Linked DNA regions of Homo sapiens: region 1 is linked to region 2. Evidence: chromatin loops called from intact Hi-C (ENCODE). Cell type or tissue: CD4-positive, alpha-beta T cell. All regions are shown on one strand. Each heading gives the region's core, and the rest is flanking DNA. Links, peaks and the distances in the headings are about the cores only.

Region 1 (8,000 bases), core at 1-8,000, 47 kb before region 2:
TGTTAGTATATACTTAACAAAATCCTTTTAATCAATGACTACCTTTTTTCCATAAAATTTCATTTTAAACTAAAACTGTATTCTTTGACGTAAACAGGACAACAGTATCACTTGTAAAAAACAGAATAACTGAAAGTAATGGTATAATACAAGGACAAAATTAAATAAATGTTGCCATTCAGTTTTAGTTCAATGTTGTTGTCTACCAAAGTTTCTAAGCCCAAGCCCACTCGGTCTTTGTGTGAAGGGGAAGAATTGCAAATATTAGGCAAGCGTTATGGACAAACTAATGTTAAATTGAGACTTTATCCTCAGTGTAATCTGAAGTTTGAAAGATAACTGAAACAAAATCTTCCACACAATATGATCCAATGTTATTTAAAGCTGTGTATGAAACCACCCAAAATAATTTAGAGATTATCCATGTGTCTAATTTAACAAAGTCAAGAGAGAGCTGATGCTCACTGCCAAAGACCACCCTCTAGGGTGTACAAAAACATCTTGGAGGTTTTTATTAGGTGCCTCATGAAATAGAGTGGAAAGAGTGAAGATGGGTATTAATATTTTTTGGAGGGGTGAGTATGGATAGGTGAGGTAATTTTCTAGGCAGAGCAAACACATTATAAATATATTTTAAATATTTGACCAATACGAAAACCATCTTCATTCTTCTCCCCACCTTTACTTTATGGACTGTTTCCATACCTTCCATTTATGGCCATCTTAGTTTGAGTGGCATGGGTTAGTATAAAATCCCCTAGTGGTTTCCTAACTGCAATTCTTGTCTTTTTTAGATTAAGCTTACACATTTACTTATATCACAGCTTTAGCTGAAAAGCTTCAAAATCTCCCTCAAGTTCATCAAATGATCCAAATGAGGAGGAACGTACAAAGGCCCCTTTTAATCAGGCTCTTATCTGCTAGGTAAACCTAATAAGTTCTGCTCCATTTCTTAAATGTCGACATACCTCCCATTTATGTTTTAGCCCCTGCCACTTTTTGCACTTAGAGTTCCTCTCAATGCTTCCAATCAAAATCCTTCATTTTTCAAAGACCAGTTCAAAGAGCACACTTGCTGAGGTCCTGTGATGAAGGTAATGTCTCTGTCTTCTAAGCCGTTCTAGTCCTCCTACTACACCTATCACACACTGTCTAACATGAGTTATTTGAGTACATCTCTTATTTGTATTGATGGTTTCAATCTATGTTTGGAGAAATAAAAGGAGCAAGGAAGGAATAAACATGCAGATTAGAGTTGAGAAACATTGATGGATATCAGAGTTAATCTCTCATGTTGTTTCTGTCCTCTCAAAGTCAATGACCTGTGCATACAAAGGGTAAAGTGAACCTTGAAAAGGGGGAAATAAAATCCCCAGTTTTAAGACAGTACTAGCAGTCCTGAGGACTTGAACTTCAAGCCATTAGATTACACTGAGGTGTGCTGAGCCAACTCACCTAACTGCAGTCAAGAGCTCTCAGGATGTGTGAAGACAGGCTAGAAGGTTTGAGAATGCATAAATGTGTCACAAAATGTATGAAAGGAACGTGAGATAGATTCTGCAATCCATCATCTTGCTTTCTGTTTACTTCTAGTAAATTTCTAGAGTGGACATTAACAGGATGATTTGTCAGCTCTTACGAAAGAAAAAGGTGGTTAGCAGGTACTAGTGCAGATCACTAAGACCAAATTAAGTCATGATAATCTTATTTCCTTTTCCCTGGCCTGAGATGAGAAGATTGTATGAGTTTTATGAAGGTATATAATAAGAACTCTGAGATGTTTTTGTACCTCCCAGAAGGTGGTTTCTAGCAGTAAGCATTACAACTCTCTCTTGACTTTGTTAAATTAGATGCATGCATAAATAAAACCTGTAAATAGTCCATGAGGCCAACATTGTTGTAAATAAACTGAAGTTTAAAGCAGACTTAGTAGGTTGACATAACTAGAACCCATAATATTCCCACATGCAAGTTAAGTCTAAGAAGTTGTACTTTAAGGAGGATTAAAAGAAGATCCTGATTTACATAAAAGTTAAAAGGATATAAAAGAAAGACATGATTTAACAGTGCATTTGTGAAAAAGACTTGGGCATCAATATAAACCAACCTGATGAGGAATCTAATATTAAGTTGTATTAGAAGAAAACATAGTATTTAGAATAAAAAAGGTGGTGATCCTGGTTTTCATGGCAGTGATGAAACTTGAAATATTGTGTTTAATTCTTGGAGACAGATTAGGAAGGATACAGACAAGCAGGACCGATTGCAAGGAGAGCAATGAAGACATTAAAAAACATCCACAAAAAAGTCCGGAAGAATGATGGTTAGCTTTGGAAAGATAAGACTACAACAGGCTTGACAATTGTTTTTGAAAACTTAAAAATGGTCATGTAAAAAAGAATTACGCCTAATTGTGAGCATGATCAGGGATATGCATTCTGTTCTTTAAGAAATGCTGCTATCATCTAATTTTTTTTTTTCAATGGAGTGGGGGCAAATAAAAGTAAAGTGACTTTCCACGCATAGCAGATCCAATATGCTCAAATGTCACCCAAAGGAGTAGAGTTAAAGCCATGGCTGGAAGTTCATGAGCATCAATCCTGACTCAGTATATTGAAGAGTATTTTAGAAGTAAAAGCTGTACCAAACATGGGATTAGTCTTCTTGTCATTCATTCATAAACTTTTTATTTCTTTAGAGATGAGGTCTTGCTATGTTGCCCAGGGTGGACTCAAATTCCTGGGCTCAACTGATCCTCTCTCCTCAACCTCCAGAGTAGCTAGGACTACAGGCATGGGTCACTGTGCCCTGCCGAGAATTCACAAACATTTCTTGAGTGAAGACTCTTTGTTATGCATGGTGCTAGATTGTGAGTAGTGGACACTTTTTCTTCTGAGGCAGTCTTATATCAACACTTTATGCTGACTTTGTAAGAATATTCATGTTTTAAGAAGATACACAAAAACTATTTATTTAGCATTTATGGGTTTCAGTGATCAGCTGGCATTTTCTTTTCCTCAGAATTTAAAATATCTTCTGTAGGCTAACCAAAATATCACTGGGTAACTACCTACATTTCCTTTGAATTGGCAGTTGGGAGCACTGGTATCACTTCCTCTACCAAACTGTACAGAACTACTGTTATGTACCAAAGACCATAAATCACAGAGTTGCTGGGATTGTGAAAAAAATATTGAGACTGGCTGTCTCATCTTACAAATAAGGAAACCAAAGTCCAAGTGGGGCAAGTACTACCTGTAATGACATATCCAAAATGAGAGCACAGGTCCACTGAATCGTCCTTAGTACTCTATCCAATGCTCCACTATCTGCCCATAATATCCCACAGGTTACTATGTGTCGACACAAAGATAGACTAGGATTGACCTGAACAAACAGCCACAGTTATGTTAAACAAGCACCGTTTCCACCTCTCATAAGCTGTGTCTGATTTGCCATAAATCTCAAGCCAAATACGTCCAGTGAGTTGTACATTTATCATGTTAAGATGAAGGCTCTACTGGTGATAGATTTACTAAAAATATTCCAATCTTGTAATCTAAAGGACTTCAGCCTCAGGTGATATGGGGCCAGCAGCCAACATTGGAAAGACCACATCATGAAGTGAGGCTATACCGCCCTCTAGGGAGAGATGCTTGAAAAACCAGGGTCGACGCCTAAGTAAGGGGGTCACAGATTAGGTTTAAGTGGTTAAAATTTTATGTCTTCACAAAAAGTTTCCAACTACAGAAGAGTATTTAATTTTTCGCTAAGATGTAATATTCTACCTACCAAGAAAATCAATCACTGAATCAAAATATTAAAAAATAGGTGATATTAAGTTCTATAACAGTAAAACCTTAAGAAGGGAAGCTCTCTGAACATTAAAATACTCAGCCGAATTTCTAAATTAGTAAGACTTCAAAAAAGAAGACCATAATATCCACTATGTCCACTTATTAGCTTCAATCAAATAAGAGATTACTTTTGCAATTATTCTTCATGCAAAAAGATCTGTTAATCTCCCTGAGTGTCTCCCTACAAATCTCATTTCACCTGGGTGGCTCTTGGCAAGGTTAGCAGAATGTCGTCTGCAGAGAAGAAATGCAGAAATGCAGTTGAAGGGAACAATGACAAAGGCAAGCCCTAAGGCAAAAAAAAAAAAAGAAAGAAAAAAGAAAACAACAACAAAAACATGAAAACTGTATTCAGAGTTTGCTTACAAAGAGAAAACTCTCCAAAGCAATGAACTGAAACTGGCCACTGGAAAGACTTGTTTATAGATGTTCATTTTGACTCAATAGTACGCTGGAGTCCTACTCTTTATTTAATGATATGGTCAAGTCATGCAGGCTGATGTGGATGTGATCAGAGAGACTAACAAGAGTCTTTGTGTTGCCCTCCTGCATAGTTGAGGGATTAGATTTCTTTAAGAGTTGTACTGGTTAACCGTTAACTGAGTAACAAACTGCCCCAAACACTCAGGGGCATAGAAAAAAATGCAGCCATTTTTTCATGTGGCTAAGGAGCCTAAAGGTTGTCTGGGCAGTTCTTCTGGCATTGGCTGGGGCTTTACTCATGCATCTGCAGTCAGCTGCAGGTCCACTAGGCAGTTCTGAGGGTGTGTGGGGCCTTGGCTAGAATAACCAGGTAGATTCAGCTCTTTTCCTTAAATCTCATCTGCCAGCAACCAAGCCAGGCATTTTCCTATGGCAATGGCAGAGGATCAAGAGAGGAAGAAGAGGCAGTCAAGAACCTTTTAAGCCTTGCTGTGTTTAGTTTATTAGTGTCTCATGGGCCAAAGCAAATTTTAACAAGAAGCCTAAACTCAGTGTGGGAGGGCACCCCCAAAGGGCCTGGATAGAGAGAAGTATGAAGAACTGGGGAGGTGAATGCAATTAATTTGCCAGGCCAGGGGACAGAATCTTATATTGTCCCCTAGACAACCTAGAGGAAAATATAAAATTCTGTCTCCTGGCCTGGTAAACTGATACCTTAGAGGCATTTGCTTTGTGTGTATCTTAGATAAAATGCCTCCAAGGTATCAGTCACTGGTACCCTAGCTGACATCAGTTTCTTTTAGAAGAGCAGACTTTGAGAAAGGGAAGGGACACTGGGAAAGGGAACGTAAGATCAGTTCAGGCACTTCATCTTTTGATTCAAATAAGACAGTTCATACAATTTTGGGGGTTAACATTATTACAGAATGAATTAGAGTTGGGAATATAGATTAAAAGTTGAAAAAGAAATACAGAAAAGCAAATCAAAATTTTTTTTCAAAGACAGACATCAACTAATGCAGAATGAGAAACAAGATAAATCCTGCAAAACTTTTCCAAGGAAGCATTCAGCCTCTATCAAATGGGTCAGCTAAGAAGCTAAACGGCACAGCAAGGACATACTGATCCCATCATCTTCATGGTTCTAAATCAAACCAAACGTAGGTAAAAGGCCTGATATCTTCTCAGCTGATGAGTCAAATACTTCGAAGGGAAAATATAGTAAAATATTTCAAGGTTTGGAAGACAGCTTGGCTGTGACACATTCTGACTCACAACAAGTCATGAGTTTTCTGACAAAGCAAAAGTAGTGATGGAAAATATTGATATGATATCTATCATAGCATATGTATATAGTCAAAGTTCTTTCACAGCAAGCAAGTGTTGCCAAATGATCAGTTCAAAGAAGATTTCACGCCAATGAAGATGATTACAAAAAGGAAAAAGAGGCAATGTCGCAGTAGTTGCCAGAAAGGACTTACGGCTTTTCAGGTAGGTAGATAAGTCACAGGTACAAAGAAAAAATGAGATAGAAGCACATATTTGCCACACAAATAAACCTGCTAGAAGTATTCATGCTGGAAGTTTCAGCTTCCTAAAGTGACTCTTTCCATAGCCAGAGAGAAAAGAGGTTGCAAGATCAAGTTACTTTAAAGAAGAAATGAAATTCAAATTAAATTAACTCTTAGAGTGTTGAATATTGACATCAATGCCACCAGCCAATGTGAAGGTAAAGAGAGGCCTGCAGTTATGACTTCAGGACATACATGGCTTTCTTATAAAATGTTTATGTTGGCAGTTTTACTGCAAATAATACCTTCGAAACTGAAATGCATCTATTTAATCCTGATTTTTAAACAGTAAAGACTCTGAACTTTAGCAAAGAAAATCAACCAAGTCAAGTCCAGAGTTGGGTGCAGTTGAATGAAAGGAAGACGTTGGGGCTTGCAGGGACATCTGGCTTCCAGCAGGGAGGCCACGTCAATATGCAAATTGCCACAGGCATTATAAAATGGCACCCAAAATGTTAGGCTCTGCAAGAACGGTCTAGCTGCCCTTAGCTACAGCGTAAGCCGAAGTACCCAGAGTCAAAACGACCTGAGCTGCTCTGTGGGACATGCCCCAACGAGAACATCATCAGGGCAAGCTCAATGCACATACGCAACTGAATTAAAAACGAGCTCACATGTACTGTCGGGAAGAAGAAAAATAAGCCTTCTAAATTCATTCAGCAGAGAGTAGGACTTGAAAATGGCTTTGCCCAATATTATTATTATCAATAATAATTCAGTATTATGCATATCATGTCTCCAGATTTCTCAGAATGAGGCCCCACTCATTCAGAATTTGAAATCCATAAGCAGGGTGAAAATATTTCCTCTGGCTATGCTAAGGGAAACTTGAGGCCCAGACACTTAGACTTGCCATCAGTTCCACTGAGTTGGTAGCTTAACGGCTCTTTGCTCAGAGGTTTTAACCTCTGCTCTGGACCAGACTGAAATGAACAGTAATCGCATATGCTCCTTTCACACGAACCAAAAGCTGAACGTACCCTGAATTACCTCTTTGTTAAATAAGGAGGTTTAAAAAGCATTTGCAGGCATGCATGTCAATTAGGGACAATACATCAATCATCCAGAGCATGCTTCCAAGTTCATTTTATTTCAGTAATAATTTTGTACTAAATTCCATCCGCCTCTACTTTACTTTCAAAATAGGATGAAGACAATTCCCAAATTCTTTAATATACTTGTATAGTGCTTGCTTTTTCAGTTTTATAACCAGCTTTTAAAAAATTGTAGTGCCAATAGAAATTGGCTTCTCCATCAGATAGTCCAAAAGAGATTATTAACATATAGCTCCCTAGAGTTAGCAAGGCATTTACAAGTTGCAAAGCATTTATCTCATTTGATGCACATAACTCATAATAATAATAATGGTTAACAATTATGTTGTATAATAGATACAATCCTAAACATTACTTGCTGTTTAAACAAACTAATCTTTACAAAAACTATAAAATAGGTATGATTTTTATTCCCATTTGTACAAAAAAGAAAATTAAAGCCCAGGAAGGTCCTATTAGTTGTTTAATGCCACAGAGGCTAATATTCATAAGCCTTAGTTCCATATTAAAACATTTAGTTTTAGCTTATGTATTAAATAATTGAGCTTCTATTAGATTACCACTTCGCTATGATGGCAGGGTGTTACTATACTTTTAAAGAAGTCTTTTCCAGAGTGCTTTGTTATTTCCCTGTAATCAGGACCAAATTCCTCTTTTGAACATTAATTTAACTGGGTACTTTTCTTAGTATTCATTTTCCTCATATTTCCTGGAACTTTAGTCTGCAGATTAATCTTGAGTCAGATTAATCAGTGAGTCCTGATTAGTCCTTTGAGTTAGTTCACATCAGGGAGATTGCACAAATCATTTCTTTGTTAAAATCAAACCACATTCCCTTTTACTGCCAGTTAGTATATAAAATTTTCAGTACCCTATAGGAAAGTAATCACTTACCTATTGGATGACAAGCATCATCAAAATCTCCTGACTATAAAGGTCCCTGATCACTCAAAAGTACATCCACTGGTGCTTGTATAGTTAAGTGTGCAGCTGTGAAATGTACGTCAAGGTTCACAGTATCCGAAAGTACTATGTCTCAGAAATGGCTCCACAAGTTTAGTTAAATCCCATTTATTAACTGGTGTTTCTCTTAA
Region 2 (12,732 bases), core at 2,715-10,714:
TTTAGTAGAGACACGGTTTTGCCATATTGGCCAGGCTTGTCTCAAACTCCTGACCTCGTGATCTGCCCACCTCAGCCTCCCAAAGTGCTAGGATTACAGGCGTGAGCCACCGTGCCAAGCCTAATTTGTTGCTTTTTATCTGAAGCCTTTTAAAATACATACTTTAAAAAAATTATTTTTTTTAAATTTGCACATAACAATTATACAATGCACTGTGATCAGATCAGGGTGATTAGCATATTCATTGTCTCAAACATTTGCCATTTCTTTGTGTTAAGAATAATCAATATTCTCTTTCTAGCTATTTGAAACTGTATAGTAACATTATTGTTAACTATAGTCATTCTACAGTGTTATGAAACACTAGAACTTATTCCTTTTATCTAGCTGTAATTTTCTATCCTTTAACAAATGACTCCCTTTCTCTCCTTCTCCCTACCCTTCCTAGCCTCTAGCATTTTTTGTTCTAATGAGATCAACTCTTTTAAGCTACCACATATGAGTGAGAACATGAGTGGTTTAATTTTCTGTTCCTGGCTTATTTCAGTTAACATAATATCTTCTAGTTCCATCCATGTTACCTTGAATGACAGGATTTTATTCTTTGTATGGCCGAATAGTATTCTATGGTGTATATATAGCACTTTTTCTTTATCCATTCATCTGTTGTCAGACACCTGGGTTGATTCCGTATCTTGGCTATTGTGAACAGTGTTGCAATAAACATGGGGGTACAAATGCTTTTCATATAATGATTTCCTTTCCTTTGGATAAATGCCTAGTAGTAGGATTGCTGGATCATACGGTAGTTCTATTTGTAGTTTTTGAGGAGCTTTTATACTCTTCTTCACAGGGCTTTATTACTTTACATTCTTAAACAACAATGTATAAGAGTTCACTTTTCTCCACATCCTTGCCAGCATTTGTTATTTTTTTGTCTTTTTGATAATAACCATACTAATTGGAGTGAGATGATACCTCATCGTGGTTTTGATTTGCATTTCCCTGATAATTAGTGGAGTTAAGTATTCTTTCATATATTTTTTGACCATACGTATGTCTTCTTTTGAGAAATGTCTGTTCAGATCATTTGCCCATGTTTTAAGTCAGATTATTTGTTTTTTGTTGTAGAAATGTTTGAATGCCTTGTATATTCTGGATTTAGCCCTCTGTTGGTTTGAGAACATTTTCTCCCAATCTGTAGGTTGTGTTTTCACTCTGTTGATTGTTTCCTTTGCTGTGCAGAAAGTTTTTAGATTTTAAAATCCTTCCTCAATTAGTGGCTAATCGCTTTTCTCATTCTTAATCTCGAATATTTTTACTTCCTCCTTTTTTCCTTAATTGGGTTCTCAAGAGGGATTATCTACTGTAGTAGTCTCCTCAAGGAACTTGTAGTTGTTTTATTAGTTTGACTTTGTACTGTTTATTTTTTTCATTAATAAGCTATTTTCTTAACCAAGAGAGGAATATCAGATGCTATAGAAGAAAATATAGTACTATTTAAATACATAAAATCTTAAATCTTCATTATGGCAATATTAATAAAATGCCAGTATATAAATGACATAATTTAGTACATGTTTGTAATACAAATAAACAAGAAAAGCCAATATCTCTATTATATAAAGATCTCTTACTAACGGACAAGAAAAATATAAAAAATGAGCAAATTAGTAAAAAAGAAAGTCTAATACAAAAAGCCAAATTAAAAGAAAACAGAATAAATCATGCTGCTATAAAGACACATGCACACGTATGTTTATTGTGGCACTATTCCAAATAGCAAAGACTTGGAACCAACCCAAATGTCCATCAATGATAGACTGGATTAAGAAAATGTGGCACATATACACCATGGAATACTATGCAGCCATAAAAAAGGATGAGTTCATGTCCTTTATAGGGACATGGATGAAGCTGGAAACCATCATTCTGAGCAAACTATCGCAAGGACAGAAAGCCAAACACCACATGTTCTCACTCATGGGTGGGAATTGAACAATGAGAACACATGGACACAGGGTACAGAACATCACACACTGGGGCCTGCTGGGGGGTGGGGAGATGGGGGAGGGATAGCATTAGGGGATATACCTAATGTAAAGGATGAGTTAACAGGTGCAGCATACCAACATGGCACATGTATACATATGTAACAAACCTTCATGTTGTGCACATGTACCCTAGAACTTAAAGTGAAAAAAAAAAAACAGAAAATCTCAATCTCAAATTCTGTGCCCATTTTAAATTGTATTGTCAGTCTTTTTCTTACTGGTTTTTTAAATTTAATTTGTATTTTTTGGATACAAGTATTTCATCAAATATATATGCATATATGATTTGTTGTTTTTAATATTGCACGTTGCTCAATAATTAGAAGTCATAGCATTATTTTGCTGTTTTCCTTACATATTCAGAGAACGTTATACCAAATGTATACTTATCAAATGTGATTGTTTATCTTTTAAAAGAGATAGAGGAAGCATTTTTCCTAATAGTCTCAGAAAGAAATACATTAACACTTCCAAAGTTTTAGATGAATGCTACAAAGTTTATAAGGCTTCTGAAGTTTTTCAAAACATTAATTTCATACCCTGATCAAGTGAGCTGAAGACAGTTGGAGAAAACATATTTTGGGTTTGTTTATGTACATGTATAATTGATTTAAAGAAACCATTTTTTTTTCCAGGAAATGTTTCTCTTAAAAAATATCTTTCAGTTGTCACAGCTCCCTTCCAGTCATGTGGTTTTTGTGTATACTTGTATTTGCACTAACCCATTTCCTGTGCATGGACTCTGCTTGCCTTTGCTCTTGCTGTGGTAAAAAGAAGTGAAATAGAAATATCACAGCATTGCCCAGAGCTCAGTTTTTGAAAGGGTGTAAGGCAGAGGAAGGAAAGCAATGCAAACTGTGCAGCATTTCTGAAGCCCAAAGCAAAAATGGCAGATTGACTGGTCTTGGGGATGTCTATTCAAATAAAAGCCAGTGGGTTTTTGTTCTTCCCCCCATGATCATTAGAATTTATTAATACAACTAGATTAGGGTTTTTTGTAGCTTTATCTTTTAGCAGTTTCTCATGTGTAGGCTTGAAAATGTGTTTCTGTTCTGAGCTAATCATGAATATTGTCCCCTTTCTCCTTATTTGTTGATTTGCTAGAGGGACAAAAAGAAGTAAAATAGCTATTTTTATTGAAATCTTAAAAGCAATGAGAGAGTCATTATCATGCAACTAGTCTAAAAATTCATAATAAAGTCAAAGTACTTTTTGTAGTTTTTAAAAAGGTGCTATTAGTGTCATCATGTGCACAAAGCTCCAAGCTGACATTAACAAGAGGCCTTCCTAACACTACCACACAGCCTGTTTGCTGTTACAGAAATGCTTAGACTGGAGCTACTTAAAAGCACCTGAGTATGAGTCCCAAGGCTCAATAAAATATTCGAGACCATCCTGGCCAATATGATGAAACGTCGTCTCTACTAAAAATACAAAAATTAGTCCGGTGGTGGCACACACCTTTAGTTCCAGCTACTCAAGGGGCTGAGGCAGGAGAATCACTTGAACTCAGGGGGAGGAGGCTGAAGTGAGCCGAGATCACGCCATTGTACTCCAGCCTGGGTTACCGAGCAAGACTCGTCTCAGAAAAAAAAAGAAAAAAATACACACAGACACACACACACACACACACACACACGTATATGTATTCCATACAGACATCAGGTTGGCACTACCCTTTTCTGCTTTTGTTTTCTTCTATATGTGTGTGTGTGTGTGTGTGTGTGTATATATATATATATTTTTTTTTTTAAATGGAGTTTCACTCTTGTCACCCAGGCTTGAGTGCAATGGGACAATCTTGGCTCACTGCAACCTCTGCCTTCTGGGTTCAAGCTATTTTCCTCCCTCAGCCTCCCTAGTAGCTGGGATTACAGGCACCTGCTACCACGCCTGCTAATTTTTGTATTTTTCATAGTGATGGGGTTTCATCATATCAGCCAGGCTGGTCTCGAACTCCTGACCTCAGGTGATCCACCTGCCTTAGCCTCCCAAAGTGTTGGGATTATAGGCGTGAGCGACTGTGCCTGGCCTTTGCTTCAATATTTATCCAACCAATTTTGATCAGTTGGATGACATTTACCTGTGAAAGTCAAACCTAGTAGTTAGTGTGTGAATCTACTTAATTGGCTTTAATTCAGTTGTTGGATGTATATTCTCTTGTTGAATTCACATTTTGGGCTGGGGTAGAGTGCCTGATGTATGATGCTAAGTCTGATTTTGAAAACTGCTGGGGCTATGCTTGCCTATGAGTGAATCAAAGCATTTCAGAGATTGTCAAAGCTGGAAGTGGGCCCAGCCCGGTGGCTCATGCCTGTACTCCCAGCACTTTGGGAGGCTGAAGTGGGGGAATCACTGGAGGTCAGGAGTTTGAGATCAGCCTGGCCAATATGGTGAAATCCCATTTATCTCTACTAAAAATACAAAAAAAATTAGCCGGGTATGGTAACAGGCGCCTCTAATCCCAGCTACTTGGGAAGCTGATGCAGGAGAATCACTTGAACCAAGGATGCAGAGGTTGCAGTGAGCCGAGATGGCGCCACTGCACTCCACTCCAGCCTGGCCCACACAGTGAGACTCCGTCTCAAAAAAAAAAAAAAAAAAAAAAAGCCGGAAGTGGCAGAGAAATTAAGCCATTTTGTTGTTGTTGTTGCTTTGCTTTGTTTTTATTGTTCCATTTTATAGGAAAGGAAGTAAAAACTCGAAAGCTAAGTGCTATATCTTAGATCAACTAGTTAGTGACAAAGCTGTTTTGTGGCAAAGGTAGAAATGCTACCAAGATGTACTAGTTTAGGGCTTAACCCAGTATACCATGAAGCCAGAAACATGAAGGGGAGGAAAGTTAAAGGCTAATAGCAGTGTTCTAGAAATACAGCACAGAACTGCTGGAGTCATCATCCTACCTACAAGGTCATGAATGGGACCAGGGAGGGACACCAATATCTGATATTTCCTTTTGTCTCATTTTTTTCCCCTGGCACTTCTCATATTTCAAGATTCAGATCTGAAACCATCTCCCTTAGGAGGTGTTTTCTCCTAGATCCATTCACATGCAAGTATAGCCCAAGCAGTTTTTTACCAGGAGACTCAGCAGTGTACATCTGTTAGATGCTCTCCTACATAATAAGATACTGTCTGTGTATTTTAGTTTTTTGTCCACTTGTCCTCTCTTCCATTAATAATAACTGCTATTAATCATTGAATACCTACCATGTACTAGACATTTTACCAAAATGTCTTTATAAAAGGTGAGTTGAGTTCTTGAAGAACCCTCCAAATTAGCTATGAGTATTTCTATTTTTACAGGTGAGGAAATGAGGTTTATACTAAGTGGTTTGACCAAGGTCATATCTAGTAAGCAGGAGAACCAAGATGAGAAATTGTATTTGTCAGGCTCCAAATCTCAAGTCATTTCTATGTGTTATACTGAATAAATTTAGGGTCTGATGACAGTGATAATGGATACTAGGTTTCCCTCATCATCCATCCCACTGCCCTTCTGACCTAGGGTAGTGAGGTTGGAAAGCTAAAACCCTACATTTCTCAAGCTCTCCTGAATCTAGGATTCTGAGTATGGTGTCAGGTCTGCCAAATAGAAGCACTTGTGTGGATTTGGAAGGCACACTGAAGTGCTAGCCACCCTCCAGCTGGGAAGCAAGGCAGGAAGGGATGTGAATGTTTAGAGGCAGTTTTGAAGTCCAAACTCAAAAATTCAGTGTGCTGTCACCAGCCATCAGGTTTAAGAGGCAGTTGAGGCAGTGACTGTGGTAGCAGCCACAGACACTTCCTGACATCTGAAACACAGTTATTATGAGGTGGACTCAGTAGTCCAGTAGGGGCCCCTGAGCGGGGGTTCATCTTGCCATTCCAATGATTTTATAAAAATACATTCTTGTATTAAATTGCTTGGCTTCAAATACCTAATGCTATACTACTATTTCAGATATCTATCATTACATAAAAAACCACTCCAAAACTCTGTGAAGCAAAACAAAGGTGATTCTGGGTTTGGTTGGAATCAGCTGGGCAGTTCTGACTCCCATGGTTTTCTGGGATCACTCATGTGACTACATTCAGCTAGGAGCTCTTTGAGGCTGGAACACCTAAGCCACTCTCACATGTCTGCAGAGGTGCCTTGGTACATTTCCTTATGGCCTCTCTTTCCACATGGCCTTTTGTCACTCAGTAGTTTGATCTGAGATTCCTTAGATGGTAGCTGGTTTTCAAGAAGGTGAAGCTTCCATGCCTCTGAAGGTCTAGATCTAGAAGTAATTCACTACATTCTTTTGGTCAAAGCAAGTTATGAGGCAAGCGCAGACCAAGACTCCATCTCCTGGTAGGAGGAGTGGTATGTATGTACCATAGTTACCACAAGGGCCAGATGTGAATCTAGGGAAGCAGGACCAGTGATTGGATACCCAAGTTAGACACAAGTTAACCTGCTTCTAAGCAGGATAAATACAAGTGAAAAATAGAAAAATCTGAGATCAACATGAACAAGAGAATGGATTTAGGTAGGAGGGAGTCTGTCCAAAGCTCTCATTCTCCCATTGTAATTCTGCACAGTGCATTTTATCATCTGTTTATGCAGCAAAATTTGTTTAGTATATAGTACTTGAATTAATCCATTCTAGTATAAATAAGTTCTACCTTCAAGGAGATAAATAAAAGAGTATGATACAATCTACAAACACATACAGTGACTCACTAGCTCTGCTAGGCAGTCAGGAAACCAGTCTAGGCAAGGTCACCCTTAAGGACGGGCTTCTTTCACTTAGTGAAATACATTTAAGCTTCTTTTATATCTGTTTAGGCTTGATAGCTCATTTCTTTTTAGAGCCAAATACAAAATATTATTGCATTGTATAGATGTACCACAGCTTAATTTATATATTTACCTACATTCACCAAAGACATCTTAGTTCAAGTTTTGGCAATTAAGAATAAACCTGCTATCATACACATCTGCATGCAGGATTTTGTTCGTATGTAAGTTTTCAATTTATTTGGTAAATAACAATTGAAGATAGTTTGACAATTTCTTACAAAATTGAGTATACTCCTACCATTCATCCAGCAATACATCCAGTAAATATCAAGGAGCATGATTGCTGGATGTATGGTAAAACATGTTTAGTTTTGTAAGAAATTGCCAAACTGTCTTCCAAAGTGGCTGAACCATTTTACATTCCCAACAGCAATAAATGAGAATTCCTTTTACTTCACATTCTTCCAGTATTTGGTGTTGTTCTTGTTAAATATTTTGCCCATTTTAAAATCAGGTTGTTCATTTACTTATGGTTGATCTTTATGAGTTATTCGTGTATTTTGGATAACAGACCTTTATCAGATAGCCTTTTGCAATTTTTTCTCCTAGAATGTAACTTGTCTTTTCATTCTCATTTTCTTGATAGTGTCTTTCATAGAAGAATTTTTTAAAAATTTTAAAAAGTTGCTATGATTTGATTGTGTTCCCCAGAGTCCATGTGTTGGAAAATCAATCCCAAATGAGAGATGGAACTTTCAAGAGGTGATTAATACCGTTGTTGTGGGAGTGGGTTAGTAATCTTGAGAGTGGGTTACCAATAAAATAATGAGTTAGGCCTCTTCTCTCTTGTGCATGCTGTCTTGCCCTTCTACCTTCCTCTACGGGATAATGCAGCAAGAAGGGCTTTGCCAGATGCAGTCCCTTCTACCCTGGACTCCCCAGCCTCCTGAACTGTAAGAAATAAATCTCTGTTCTTTATAAATTACTCAATTTCAGGTATTCTGTTATAGCAGCACATGTTGGAATGAGATAGAAGTTCAACTTATCAATTGTTTCTTTCATGAATTATGTTTTTGGTATTTTATCTAAAAACTTATCATCAAATTCAAAGTCGTCTAGATTTTCTCCGATGTTATCTTCTAGAAGTTTTATAGTTTGCACTTGGCAATTAGGTCTATGACACATTTTGATTTAATTTTTGTGAAAGGTATAACACCTGTGTTTAGAATTTTATTTTTGTTTGCATGTGGATATTCAGCTGTTTCAGCACCATTTCTTTAAAAGGCTATCTTTTTTCCATTGAATTGCCTTTGCCCCTTTGTCAAAAATCAGTTGACTATATTGTGTGGGTCTATTTCTGGGCTGTCTCTTTTGTTCTGTTGAATTATTTGTTTATTTGTTCACCAATGCAATACAGTCTTCATTATTGCATCTTTATAGTAAGTCTTAAAGTTAGGTAGCATCAGTCCTCTGACTTTGTTTCCCTCTTTCAATATTGCATTGGCTATTATGATTATTTCTTTTGCTTTCCCATATAAACTTTAGAATTAGTTTGTCAATATTCATTAAGTAACTTGTTGGGGCTTTCATTAGGGTTGAGATGAATCTATAGATTAAATTGAGAAGAACTGACATCTCGCCAATATTGACTCTTCCTATCCATGAATGTAAAATATGTCTTCACTTATTTAATTATCTGAGTTATTTCATCAGGATTTGGTAGCTTTTCTTGTACAAATTTTATTCATACTTTGCCAGATATAAATCTAAATATCTCATTTTTGTGAGTGCTAATGTAAATGATAGTATGTTTTTAATGTGAAATTCTAATTGTTCCTTGTTGGTATATAGGAAAATGATTGGCTTCTGTAAATTAACCTAATATCCTGTAACCTTGCTATAATTACTTATTGCTTCCAGGAGATTGTTTTTATCAATTCTTTTGGATTTTCTACATAGATGATTATGTCATTTGTGAAAAAAGACATTCTATTTCTTCCTTCCCAATCTGTATACCTTTTATTTACTCTTCTTGTCTTACTGCGTTGGTTAGGACTTACAGTACAAGGTTAAAAAGGAATGGTGAAAGGAGACATCCTTGCCTTGACCCTGATTTTAAAGGGATAGCTTCTAGTTTCTCACTAGTATGCTAGTTGTACTTTTTTGTAGATATTCTAACAAGTCAAGGAAGTTCTCCTCTATTCCTTTTTTGCTGAGAGTTTTTATCATGAATCTGTGTTGGATTTTTTCAAATGCTTTCTCTGCATCTGTTGATATGATCATGTGGATTTTGCTCTTTAACCTGCTGAAGTTATGATTACATTAATTGATCTTCAAATGTTTAACCAGCCTTGGGATGATAAAATCCCTGGAATAAATCCCACTTGGTCATGGTATATAATTCTTTTTTACATTTGGATTAGATTTGCTAATATTTTGTTGAGAAGCTTTACACCTATGTTCATGAGAGATATTGGTCTGCAGTATTCTTTTCTTGTAATGTCTTTGTTTGGTTTTGATATTACGATAATGCTAGCCTCATAGAATGAGTTAGGATGTGTTCTTTGCTTCTATCTTCCAAAAAAAAAAATTGCGTAGAATCAGTACAATTTCTTAAATGTTTGACAGGATTCACCAGTAAGCACAGTTAGGCCTGGCACTTTCAGTTTTGGAAGGTTATTAATTATTGATTGAAATTCTTTAATATAGATATATAATATAAAATATAAGCCTATTCAGACTGCATATTTCTTCTGGTATAAATTTTGGTAGATTATGTCTTTTAAGAAGTTGGTCCATTTCATCTCAATTGTCAAATTTGTGGTCCTAGAGTTAATAGTATTGCTTTATTACTTTTTGATGTCCGTGGGACCTGTAGTGATATCTCCTTTTTCATTTCGATATTGGTAATTTGTATCTTCTCTTTTCTTCTTAGTTAGCCTGGCTAAAGATTTACAGGTTTTGTTATTATCTTATTTGTTTGTTTTTGTTTTTATTTTATTGAGAGGGAGTCTTGCTCTGTCACCCAGGCTGGAGTGCAGTGGTGTGATCTCAGCTCACTGCAACCTCCACCTACTGAGTTCAAGCGATTCTTCTGCCTCAGCCTCCCAAGTAGCTGGGACTACAGGCACCCGCCACCACGTCCGGCTATTGTATTTTTAGTAGAGATGGGGTTTCACCATATTGGCCAGGCTGGTCTCCAACTCCTGACCTTGTGATCTGCCCACCTCGGCTGACTTACTGGTTTTATCAATCTTTTCAAAGAACCAGGTTTGGTTTTGTTGATTTTCTCTGTTAATTTTTTATTTTCAATTCAATTTATTTAATTTATTTAATTAAATTGTTTTTAAAATTTCTTTTCTCCTAGTTTATTTGGACTTCATTTGTTCTTTTTTTTTTTTGCAGTTTTCTAAGGTGGAAATTTAGATTATTAATTTAAAATCTTTTCTAATATATTTGTTAAATATAAATTGCTCTTAAGCATTGGTTTCACTGCATCCCACATATTTTGATGTCATATTTTCATTTCACTTTATGCATTCTTTTTAAAAAATATGGAACATATATTAAAATTAACAGGTACTTGGGGAAAAAGGAATACACAGATAATACCGAAAATTGTAATTCTGTAAAATTTATTCCCTTTTCACGTACAAAAATACTACAAATCAATGGCAAAGATATAAATTTAAAGTTACCATATGTTTTGAAATTTAGAAATATACTTTTAAATATATTAAAAATCATAATGGAAATTAGATAATAGGTTGAGCTGATCTATAATATATATACTTTATATAAAATCACATGACATGTCTAAATCAGCACTTTGAAGGAAATTTATATCCTTATATTCTTATATTAATTAAAAACCCTAACAATTAGCAAGCTACATACCCTTTATAAGAAATTAGAAAATAGTAGCAAAATAAACCCAAAGAAAGTAGAAAGTAGACAATAATAAAAATGACAGCACAAATTAATGAAATAGGATACAAACATACAATGGAGAGACTTAACAAAGGCAAAATGGCTTTTTCAAGAAAAAAATGGTAAACCCCTAGGGAGACTGATCAAGACAATAGAAGAGAAGGCACACATAACCAACAGCAGGGTTATAATAAAATCCTACAGTAGATTATTAGAGGATATAATAAATAGAAAATCATTAATGACCAGCATAAATTTAAAAATTAGGAAACAAACTTGTGGCAAAAGCTAGAAAATTTACATGACATGGGAAAATTCCTGGAAAAATTTAGATTTAAAACTGACTTAATATGCAATAGAATATCACAAGGGTTCTCTAATCACTCAGGTAAATTGACTAAATCCATTATTGAAAAAATATTTCAGGCCCAGTGACTTTTCTGGGCAGTTCTATTTAACACTCAATGAAGAAGTAATTGCAAAATTATACATGAGCTTCTAAAGAATTCAAAAAGGAGCTACAAACTCCAGCTCATTTTATCAGGCTAGCACAACCTTGAGAGCATACACCAAAATGATAATATGAACGAATACAAATTACAGTTCAATCTAACTTGTGAACATAGGTTAAAAATATTTACAAAATATTAGCAAACAGAGCCTGAGTCAAAGATGTCTTTATGTTATGAACACATAGTTGATATAGCAGTTTAGACCCATTTATGCCTAGTGTTCCATTATTGGAACGTTAAGCATTTGGGAGTTATTTATACTCTACTGCTCAAGGTCATTGCCAAGGTCTGATTGCAAAAATTCAAAAAATTGCAAACTCAGGCATAGATGGGTTAAAATGAATAGATTTTTGTGACAGGATAAAGGAGAAAAAAATCATATGACCAACTCAATGATGCTGAAAAAGACATTTGATAAAATTATAGATTTCATGATATAAAATATCTTGCAAACAAAAAAAATGGAAGTTCCTGTATCTAAAAAAGGGAGTCTATATTTGAACAAACTAGTTACCAACAAAACAACTATTAAAAATATAACCTAATGGTGAATCAGGATTATATTGGGAGAAAGAAAGAAATTTTTACACAGTCACTACTAAGTTTCATTCAGTATTTTTCTTGGCATTCTACGTGGCAAAATATGGCAAAAAACAAACCAAACCAAATGTGTCTATAGGTCTTACAAGAGAAGACTAGAAATTGTGATTCACAGAGAATATGGTTGAGTAGTTAGTTACAAGAGTCAAAAGAATGTACTAATTACTAAATTACCAAATACTAAAGTTAATGAGAGATTAGCAAGTTTGCTGTATACTTATATAAAAATCAGTAATAAAATAACAAGTCAATCAATAATAATATGCAGAAATAGAAACAGAAAGAAAAAGTTTAAAAGATGCCATTTTAAATAGCATAAAAAGTGATGAGTAAATCGAAAATTTTAGTGAGTCAGCTAAGGGGAAAAATACAAAACTTTTAATGAGATCTAAATGCATAGAGAAATATACAACACTTATTGATTAGAAATGTCAACATTATAATGATGTCAGTTGTCACCAAATTGATTACCAATTGAAAACCAACTAAAAACTCATAAGTTTTACTTCTCTTGTAGAATTTGGCTTTTTAAAGGAGCTTGTGCAATTGTATCTTTTTTTCCTTGTTGTGGAGCAATTCCAGCCTCATCCCTCAGTAGCATGAGTGGGTTTCTTCTTCAAGGCCGGCAATGAAGGAAAGGCAAAAAAAGAAAAATGCTGTTAGCATCTAGAGCAGGGTAGAAGTTATTATCTCAATAGGTCCTGCTGGACAGCCTAACTAAGATATGATCCGATAGGTCCGTTCATTATCTTCAATATGCTTGATATCTTTTCTTATTTCTGCAGTTCGGTTCATGTCATCTCTCTGGCTTGGAATTTCCTCTATGCTTATGTCATTTCCAGCCATCATTCAAATTGCAGATGAAGCC

Evidence for each region. Hi-C counts contacts between places; a loop is a spot of excess contacts. Peaks named below come from ENCODE experiments on the same cell type or tissue, not always from the same donor. Only the 100,000 strongest peaks of a DNase experiment are listed, where the experiment ranks them.
Region 1: a loop joins it to region 2, with 3 times the contacts of the local background. A loop is called at or near these places in 11 of 110 quality-filtered maps.

The regions. Positions count from the first base shown.
Region 1 is chr2:225,005,486-225,013,485 of GRCh38, forward strand. All of the region lies in intron 1 of DOCK10 (dedicator of cytokinesis 10), which reads right to left. It overlaps MIR4439 (microRNA 4439), which reads right to left and starts at 5,055; the gene lies at 4,976-5,055. In CD4-positive, alpha-beta T cell, for the core only: a CTCF peak has its summit at 3,687; a DNase peak (open chromatin) is centred at 3,626.
Region 2 is chr2:225,050,101-225,062,832 of GRCh38, forward strand. No RefSeq gene overlaps it. Among named protein-coding and RNA genes, the nearest start is that of DOCK10, 14 kb to the left of the region's middle. In CD4-positive, alpha-beta T cell, for the core only: no CTCF peak of the experiment used is centred there; DNase peaks (open chromatin) are centred at 2,791 and 6,791; H3K27ac peaks cover 2,781 bases.